Regions from separate parts of the Homo sapiens genome. Here region 2 is linked to region 1. Evidence: chromatin loops called from intact Hi-C (ENCODE). Cell type or tissue: gastrocnemius medialis. All regions are shown on one strand. Region 1 overlaps ROR1 (receptor tyrosine kinase like orphan receptor 1). Region 2 overlaps ROR1 (receptor tyrosine kinase like orphan receptor 1).

What was found. A loop is a pair of places that touch in the nucleus more often than their neighbours do. Peaks named below come from ENCODE experiments on the same cell type or tissue, not always from the same donor. Only the 100,000 strongest peaks of a DNase experiment are listed, where the experiment ranks them.
Region 2: a loop joins it to region 1, with 3 times the contacts of the local background. A loop is called at or near these places in 8 of 110 quality-filtered maps.

The regions. Positions count from the first base shown.
Region 1 is chr1:63,920,936-63,925,935 of GRCh38, forward strand. The region is part of intron 1 of ROR1 (receptor tyrosine kinase like orphan receptor 1); the gene reads left to right. Among named protein-coding and RNA genes, the nearest start is that of ROR1, 150 kb to the left of the region's middle. In gastrocnemius medialis, no CTCF peak of the experiment used is centred here; a DNase peak (open chromatin) is centred at 2,156; H3K27ac peaks cover 896 bases.
Region 2 is chr1:64,052,857-64,057,856 of GRCh38, forward strand. All of the region lies in intron 4 of ROR1 (receptor tyrosine kinase like orphan receptor 1), which reads left to right. Among named protein-coding and RNA genes, the nearest start is that of ROR1-AS1, 57 kb to the right of the region's middle. In gastrocnemius medialis, no CTCF peak of the experiment used is centred here; a DNase peak (open chromatin) is centred at 2,665; H3K27ac peaks cover 1,147 bases.

The DNA of each region.
Region 1 (5,000 bases):
GGGAGACACTGTTCTCAGTGCTTTACATGTCCAAATTCATTTAACTCTCCAGAAGAGGGAGCAGTAGGAGAGAAGGGTGATGAACAGACCCTACAAACGGACTAAATTATTAAATAATGAATCAGCAATTAGTTCTAAAAATGTTTATGTAGTGCTTACTGTGTGCCAGACACCATGATTAAAGGACAATCGAAGTAACTCGGTAATCACCTCTGAACTGCCAGTATGGGTGTTTTATCACCTTCCATGTTCTGTGTTGACGGTTTATTGAACACATTTTGAGTTCTTCAGGGCAGTGCTTATTAAATTCAGCGTGCGTTTGGATCGCCTGGGAATCATGGTAAAATGCAGATTCCGATTTGAAAGTGCTGTGGTGGAGCCTGCGAGTTTGCATTTCTAACAAGCTCATGGGGGTGGCGACGCTGCACATCCAGGTGACCTCTTGAAGTAGCAAGATCTTAGAGAACCAAGTAAATGGCAGAGGAAATACAAGCAGGATAAGACAGGAACATATTGTCACTTTCACACCAGAAGAGGCAGTAGGCCTGGATTTGGCCCCAGGCCCCAGTTTAACATGATCATTATGGTTGTTGTCGCTACCATGTGCACCAAAGGAATCTAAGAGCTTGGAACCTTAAGGCCCAATGGCACGGTTTACAATGCTAACACACCTTAAAGTTAAAGGAAGAATGTACGCTATCCTAGGAACATGACTGATAAGGTGCGGCAGAGAGAGTGGGGTGGGGCGGGTGGGGTGGGAGGCTAGAAGTCAGGAAACCTGTGTTCTCATCAGGGCTCATTTACAGACTTGCTATGTGACCTAGTTTAATCACTGAGCCTTTCAGTGTCCCGATATCCTCATCTACAAAGCAGACTGGTAAACATCTGCTCTGCCCACCCAGGACTGCAGAAGTGAGACAGGATGCACAAAAGCTCTTGGGAAAACCAAAGAAACACTGCAAATGTGCATTTTTATAATTAAAAAATATAGAGTCTGTCTTCAGCAGTAGGCAGGAAAGAGGGGGTATCTCAGGAGCTCCCACTTTGGTTTATGTCTCTCTGAGGGCTTGTTATGCTTCTCAGCCTATTCTGTATTCAGGAGATGCATAGAGCTTCTGGCTTCATGCTGTTTCAGAGCAGCCCACTTCAGCCTTTTCTTTACCAATAGAAACCCCTAGACTATCACAGCTTGTCCTTCTTGCACTGAACCCATTAAGAATAAAGAAAGTCTCTGGGCTGGGGAGTGGAAGTGAGGGACATAACATTTACTGAGTATTTTATGTGAGTTATTTTACTTAATCTTCACAACACTCCTAGGAGGAAGGTAGTCTGAATTATGAAATTGTTCCAATTTCATAGATGAGGCACCTAAAGCTCAGACAGGCTCACTTGCCTGGGGTTTGGTTTTGTTTCTCTTTGTAAAAGGTAAGTCTTTTCAATTTAGTAGGTCAAAACACGTGATTCTCTCCTTTTCATAAGACTATAAAGTTAGCAACCTCTGGTATCTGGTTAACAGTTCACTTTGTGCAGGTTATTCCAGAGGTAGATAGCATGAGTTTATGTCGAAGCCCAGGATTTTGTGCCAAACATCCGTCTCTTTGCAACAGAATTGGAGAATTGTTCCAGAATTCTTTGAATTCTTAATTTGCAGAATTTCATAAAGAGTTCTACAGCTCACTTTTCCTAGGAATAGAGGAGAGCGGCAACTGAAGACAGCAGGCTTTTTCTTTTTAGTATTGATGATGATGATGATGAGCTTTAACACAGCTTATCCAGGTAATCCTCATGTAGTGCTGTGATGTTGATGGTTTTGTTACCCATATTTTAGAGAAGAGGAAACTAGAGACTTAGAGGGTTAAGAGACTTATACACAGCCTAACTATTCCAAGTGTTTAGGACTAAGTGGACTTTAGTCTTGGTTTTTCCAGCTCCAACTCTGAGGGTTGTTTCCATATTCCCCTGTATTACATGGATTAACCAGTGTTAGTGACCATCCGGCTAAGAAATTAGCAGTGGCTCTCAGTGGAAAAGAGCTACTTGATTCTAATGATAGTAATAATGAAAACAACTGCCAGCTTCCTGTGCTGTTGGTAGGGCCTCCTGGGTTGGCCCTGTCACATCCCATCATGTCACGGGGCATGTGAGATCACGGGGCTGAAATAACCCTGGGCGACTGATGTAAAACAGATTGCGTGTGACACCTGCCCTTGGGCTTCCCAGCGTGGCACTTCAGCCCCTCTTGGCTCAGAAAGCATTTAATATACCCACAGAGTGCTGGGTTCCCCCCCAAAACTTTCTGCAAACTTCCTTGTAACTCTGGAACAGGATCCCAGGCCATGTGGAATCTTGAAAAGGTGATTGACACTGGAGACGCAAGGTCCTGTTGGTTTGGGCTGGTTACTCAATGTCTTTGAGTCTCAGTTTTTCACCTGCAAGTGGGAATAAGGATAGTACTCCGTTCTCTGAGTTGTGAGGGTTAATTGAGCCAGTGGTGCCAGATCACAGTAGGTACCCAGGCAAAGAGGATTGTTGTAGCTTACTTTCTTCTGGATTACATCATCCTTAATTTTTCTCTTTCCCTCTCCTCTCAGAAGTCATCACAAATTCTGACACTTCTAAATTATGCCTTAAGCCTATCTATATTGTGTCTAGCTACCACCTTAGTCTAAATCAGCTTCACCTCTAGCCTAGATTACTATACTAGCTTCTTACCTGGTCTTCTGCTTGTACTCCCACTTGACAGAGCATCTAGAGTGATTTTATTAAAATATAAACCAGATCATTCATTCGCTTTTGTAAAACTCTTCAGCGGTTTCCAATTGCACTTTGAATCAATCTGTACCCCTTACCCTGCAAACTGCCACCTGCTGTGGTCCCTGCCCACTTACCCACCTCCACTGGATGCCCCTCGATACCCAGCTCACTGTGCCTCGGTCATGACGGCCTTCTTTTTCTTCCTTGGATGCACCAAAACCAGGGGGCCTGAGGACCTTTGCATGTGCTGTTTGTCCCCTTTGCCTGGAATGCTATTCTCCAAGATCTTTGCATAGCTGGAAATTTTGTAGCTCTAAACACGGGGTTCTTCCATTTCATAAGACTATAAAGCTAGCAACCTCTGGTATCTGGTTAACAGTTCACTTTGTGCAGGTTATTCCAGATGCAGATAGCATGGGTTTAGGTTTTCATTTAGAGAACCACCTGACCTCTCCGTAGAAACTCACCACATTCTCTCCCCCAGTGACTTTCTAACACATTACAGTGTTTTAATTTTCTTCATGTACTCAGCACTACTTGAAGTTTTCTCATGTATTTGTTGACAGTTTATCTCCACCCACTAGAAGGTAACTCTGGCCAGGGTTACAGCACTAGTTCTAACCAGTGTCTGCTGTATAAGAGGCACTCAGCAAATATTGATTGATTGAATGAATACATTTTTTATTATATATTAAAAATAAGTAGAAATGAATTTTTAAAAATAAGAGGGAAGTCTTTCAATGTCTATATTCAAGCCGAGGTTTGGGATCCAGTGGCCATGGACAGGCCTGATGGGAAGGGGTGGGTGGAAGAATCACTCGTCTTCAGAGCATTGCGGTATGGTGAGAGACCATCTCATACAGCCTACTGCCTCCCGATACTTTCATTCACTCGTTCAGTTATTTGAAAAGAGCTCACTGTGTGCTGCTCTATGTGCTGAACTCTGGGCTCATAGCAACTAACCATGAAAGACCTGGCTCTGCCTTTACCGAGCTTAAAGTTTGACAGTGAAGACTGGCACTGAGTGCAAGAATTTTCCATTGAAACAAGTATTTAACAAGAGAGCAGCACAGGAGGGCCTGGGAGCATTTTGTAGGAGGCCCTCTTCTGGAGGATCAGGGAGTCATCTCTAAAGGAGTGACATCTAATCTAAATCTGGAGAATGCCTGACCCTGTCCACATTTTCTCATCAGCCCTTGAGAACGGTGGAAGGTTTTGCGGATTGGACCAGCAAAGGGGATGCTTTTTTTTTTTTTTTTTTTTTTTTAAGAAAAAACTTCCTCCACCCAGATGACACCTTTTTCTTTCTTTATTTTTTATTTTTTATTTTTTTATTATTATACTTTAAGTTTTAGGGTACATGTGCACATTGTGCAGGTTAGTTACATATGTATACATGTGCCATGCTGGTGCGCTGCACCCACTAACTCATCATCTAGCATTAGGTATATCTCCCAATGCTATCCCTCCCCCTTCCCCCCACCCCACAACAGTCCCCAGAGTGTGATATTCCCCTTCCTGTGTCCATGTGATCTCATTGTTCAATTCTCACCTATGAGTGAGAATATGCGGTGTCTGGTTTTTTGTTCTTGCGATAGTTTACTGAGAATGATGATTTCCAATTTCATCCATGTCCCTACAAAGGACATGAACTCATCATTTTTTATGGCTGCATAGTATTCCATGGTGTATATGTGCCACATTTTCTTAATCCAGTCTATCATTGTTGGACATTTGGGTTGGTTCCAAGTTTTTGCTATCGTGAATAATGCCGCAATAAACATACGTGTGCATGTGTCTTTATAGCAGCATGATTTATAGTCCTTTGGGTATATACCCAGTAATGGGATGGCTGGGCCAAATGGTATTTCCAGTTCTAGATCCCTGAGGAATCGCCACACTGACTTCCACAATGGTTGAACTAGTTTACAGTCCCACCAACAGTGTAAAAGTTTTCCTATTTCTCCACATCCTCTCCAGCACCTGTTGTTTCCTGACTTTTTAATGATTGCCATTCTAACTGGTGTGAGATGGTATCTCATTGTGGTTTTGATTTGCATTTCTCTGATGGCCAGTGATGATGAGCATTTTTTCATGTGTTTTTTGGCTGCATAAATGTCTTCTTTTGAGAAGTGTCTGTTCATGTCCATCGCCCACTTTTTGATGGGGTTGTTTGTTTTTTTCTTGTAAATTTGTTTGAGTTCATTGTAGATTCTGGATATTAGCCCTTTGTCAGATGAGTAGGT
Region 2 (5,000 bases), 130 kb after region 1:
TCTTTCCCAGTGATGCATCCTGCTCTTTATCTCTTCTCTTAATTGCCACCACTTCCCCTGTCTCTAGGAGTTCTTCACTTCCTGAGACTAACTCCCAGAAAGAATGCTGGTTCCCATGCCTAGCTTCGGAGTAGCCCTCAATAGGCAGCCAACCTTCTCTCCAAGGGGACAGGCAGAAGATAACAAAATGATAGCCATGGGGAATATCATAACATTGAGGTCCCTCTAAAGGTTGTTTGTCAAATTGTACACTACTATTTCCAAAAGAGGAATGAAATACAGTTATAAATTGCTCTGTTTATTTGAAAGTGGCACAGAGTTACTGCAAAAGAAATAAAAGGAGCATCTATGACCCAACTCTAACATTCAGAACGTAAGGACTGTGAAATACATTAGACATATGAAACCTGGTGAGAGCTGAGGTCCACTGAGGCAACAGGGCTACACAACTCCTGCCTGGGAAGGGCTTGTAGGGACCCTTGGGACTATGGCCCAGAAAGGCACTTGTCACTTCCTCTGAGGGACTGCATCAGGTTTCCACATGAAGCTTTCAGAATGATATTTTAGTTTACAGTAGGAACAAGCTTGATATTTTCGTTTGGTTTCCGTTCATAGATTTAGGCTTCATTTCTTCTGTCATTGCTGGGTCCTGGCTACCCCTAACACTTATAGGACCTGGGGCATGAGTACAAGCAGAGGTTCACATACCATATGTCTAAATATTTAAAAGTTATAAATCAAGCTAGCAACATTGTTGAATAAAATATGTTCTATCTTCCCACAGTGTCAAATATACCTTTTTAACGTTAAAATTTTAAAATACATAGAAAGTTGTGGTGTGTTTTAAATGATTAAGAGCCAGGAACTATGAAAAATGGCTATTTTAATCATTGTTATGCATGTCTGGATGTTTTGTTCATGGGCCAAAGATATCATATATAATTCATAGATTGTTATATATTAGTTCCATAAAAATTTGTTTGCCTTCCTTTCAGGAAAATGACTACCTAAGTTGTTTTATGCAAGATTTTTACAGTGTATATTCTATTGATAACATCGCTAAATTAGACAAATTTGTTTTTCTTTTTGTTTTATTTTATTTTATTTTATTTTGAAACAAGGTCTGGCTCTATCACCCAGGCTGGAGTGCAGTGGTGTATGATCTTGGGTCACTGCAACCTCTGCCTACTGGGCTCAAGCCATCCTCTCACCTCAGCCTTCTGAGTACCTGGGACCACAGGCACGCACTACCGTGCCTGGCAAATTTTTGTATGTTTTACAGAGATGGGGTTTCTCCATGTTGGCCGGGCTGGTCTCGAACTCCTGGCCTCAAGCAACCCACCTACCTTGGCCTCCCAAAGTGCTGGGATTGCAGGCTTGAAGTACTGCACCTGGCCTGAACAAATTTCTTAAGTCCTTGTCATTCTTGCTTTTTTTTTTGGACAGGTTCTGGCTCTGTCATCCAGGCTGGAGTTCAGTGGCATGACCTTGGCTCACTGCAACCCCTGCCTCTGCATTCAAGCAATCCTCCCACCTCAGCCTCCCGAGTAGCTGGGACTACAGGTGCCAGCCAACATGCCTGGTTGTAATTCTTACACTGTAAAACTAATTTTAATTTGGAGAAACTTCACTCCCTGGAGCCAGTGGCAGCTATAGTTATCAATAAAATTCCTAAAGTGATACTTAAATTTGGAAATGAACTAAGAATTATACATGCCATGTTCAAACACAGAAATGGAATCATATATGACAAATAATCATTATTGTAGAATATATTACAAAATATTACAATTTAATCATATAAATCAGTATCATACTTCATACATTATCCTAGGTTTGTACAAATTTAAGAATAATATGACTTGTTTAATGTGTTAATTTTCTTGGGCTGCTGGAAAGTATCACAAACTGCATGGCAAAAACAATAGAAATTTAGTATCTCATAGTTCTGGAGGCTAGAAGTATGAGATCAATGTGTTCATGGGGTTGGTTCTTTCTTATGGCTATGAGGAAAGATTTCTCCTTTCCAGAAGTGTGTCAGAATTTTTCCGTATTCATTGGCTTATAGATGCATCTCCCCAACCTCTGCCTTGGTGTTCACATGATAGTCTTCCTATATGTGTAGCCCTTAATTTCCCCTTTTCATAAGGACACCAGTCATACTGTATTGGGATCCACCGTGACGACCTCATTTTAACTTGATTACCTCTGTAAAGACCTATTTCCAAATAAGATCACATTCCAAGGTACCTGGAAATTAGGACTTCAAGATACATATTTGGGAGGACATGGTTCAACCCATAACACTTGATATTGCAAAGTTTTTCTCAGCCATGCAAAACTCTTGCAAATGTTATTCTAATGTGTGAGAGCTTTCAGAAGCGCTGGTTGGAATATAATGAAAATAGATGTTTGGTAATATTGGGAATGATAGTTTGTTGTGCAAGAATATTTTGCATTCAAACTGAGAGAAGAATTTGACACATTGGTTAATTTATCTTTTCTCCTGCTGAAGTGGCTCTGCCAGTGTAGTTTCTCCTAGGCTCTAAGAAGAGTCCATCTCCTCCACTGGCAGTGTCACAATACACAAAACTTTGACAGTATGCAGTTGTGGTCACCTTCTATTCCAAGGACAGAGGGCAAGACATGTAGAGAAATGTTCCCTGGGCCAGAACAGTGCTGGTCACAAAAATAGATGTCTAAGGTTTTGATTACATTGTGCGAGCACTCATTGCCAGATCCCAAGAGGCAAAGGGTTCCATGCGTACTCTTTACTCTCATTACATATATTCCCTGTGTATTTTTTGTATGTAGGCCCAGGGCCAGGACCTTTCTCTCTTTTTTTAATAACAGTTTTATTAAGATACAGTTAACCATAAAATTCACTGTTTTAAAGTGTGCGACTCAGTCTTTTTACTATATTCACAAAATTTTGCAACTCTCACTACTATCTTATTTTAGAACATTTTCATCATCTCAAAAAGAAACTTCTCCCAGCTATAGTAGCTTCTAATTTACTTCCTATCCCTATGAATTTGCCTATTCTAGACATTTCATATAAGTAGAATCCGACAATATTTGTCCTTTTGTGTTTGCCTTCTTTCACTTAGCATAAGGATGTTGAGGTTCATATAAATTATAGCATGCATCGGTGCTTCATCCTTTTTATGGCTGAATAACAGTCCATGCATGGCTATACCACATTTCGTTTATCCATTTTTCTGTTGATGGACATTTGGGTTGCTTCTACTTTTTGCTTATTCTGAATAATGCTGCCATGACCATTCATGTGCATTGTGGGGTATGTGTTTTCAATTCTCTTGGGTATATACCTAGAAATAGAATTCCTGGGTTATATGGTAATTCTATGTTTAACTTTTTGAGGAACTGCAAAACTGTTTTCCAAAGAGGCTGCAGCATTTTGTATTTGCAGAAGGATAGTATATGGGTTCCAATTTCTCCACATGCTCTCCAACACTTATTTTCCTTATTTAAAAATTATTTATTTATTTATTTATTTAAAATTTATTATAGCCAGCCGGGCGCAGTGGTTCATGCCTGTAATTGCAGCACTTTGGGAGGCCAAGGCGGGTGGATCACCTGAGATCTGGAGTTTGAGACCAGCCTGGCCAACATGGTGAAACCCCGTATCTACTAAAAATACAAAAAATTAGCCAGGTGTGGTGGCGAGCATCTGTAATCCCAGCTACTCGAGAGGCTGAGGCAGGAGAATCACTTGAACCCAGGAGGCAGAGGTTGCAATGAGCTGAGATCATGCCATTGCAGTCCAGCCTGGCCAGCAGAGCAAGACTCTATCTCCAAAAAAAAAAAAAACAAACATTATTATAGCCATCCTCGTGAGTGTGAAATGGTATCTCATTGTGGTTTTGATTTGCATTTTCCTAATGACTCATGATGTTGAGCATCTTTTCATGTGCATATTGGCCATTTATGTTTTCTTTGGGGAAATGTTTGTTCAAACTTTTTACCCATTTTTTAAATTGAATTAATTGTCTTTTTATTCTTGAGGTGTAAGAGTTACTTATTTTGGGTATATACCCTTATTAGATATATGATTTGCAAATATTTTCATTCTATGGATTGTCTTTTCATTTTCTTGATAGTGTTCTTTGAAACACAAAAGTTTTTCATTTTGATGACATTCAATTTATTACCCATTCTTTGGTTGGTTGTGATTTTGAAAACCATCGCCTGATGCAAGCGTACAAAGATTTACTCCTCTGTTTTTTTCCTAAAAGTTTTTATTTACAGTTTTAGCTCTTACATTTAGGTTTTTGGTCCATCTTGAATTAATTTTTGTATACAGTGTGTGAGGTGGGAGTCCAGGTTCATTCTTTTGCATGTGGATATCCTGTTGTTCCAATATCATTTGATGAAAAGACCATTCTTTACCCATTGAATTGTCTTGGCACTCTGTTAAACCAATTAAACATGTGTCTATGTGTCTATCCCTATTCAGTTCTACATAGTCTTGATTACTATAGGTTTGTAGTAAGTTTTGAAATCAGGAAATATGAGTACTCTGTATTAGTATTCCACTGGAGAAACAAAACCAGTAAAATTGTGTATGTATACATATATAAAGAGATATATTACAAAGAATTTGCTAAAATCCTTAGGGCAGGGAGCCAGGAGGCACAGGCTGGGAACTTTTGGGCAGTTGCTCATGCCATAGTCCACAGGTAGAATTTCTTCTTCCTCAGAGATACCTCTTAAGGCCTTTCATCTGATTGGATCAGGCCCACCCAAACTATTGAGGATGACCTCCTACAACCAGTCAGTTGATTGTAGATGTTAATAAAATTTATAAAGTACTTTCACAGCAACACCTAGACTAGTGTTTGAATAACTCAGGACTGTACCTTGCCAGTTGATATGTAAAACTAGTCATCACCTCTTTCTATATTGTTCTTTTTCAAGACTTTTGTTGTTGTTGTTATTCTGAGTGCTTTGCATTTCCATATGAATTTTAGGGTCAG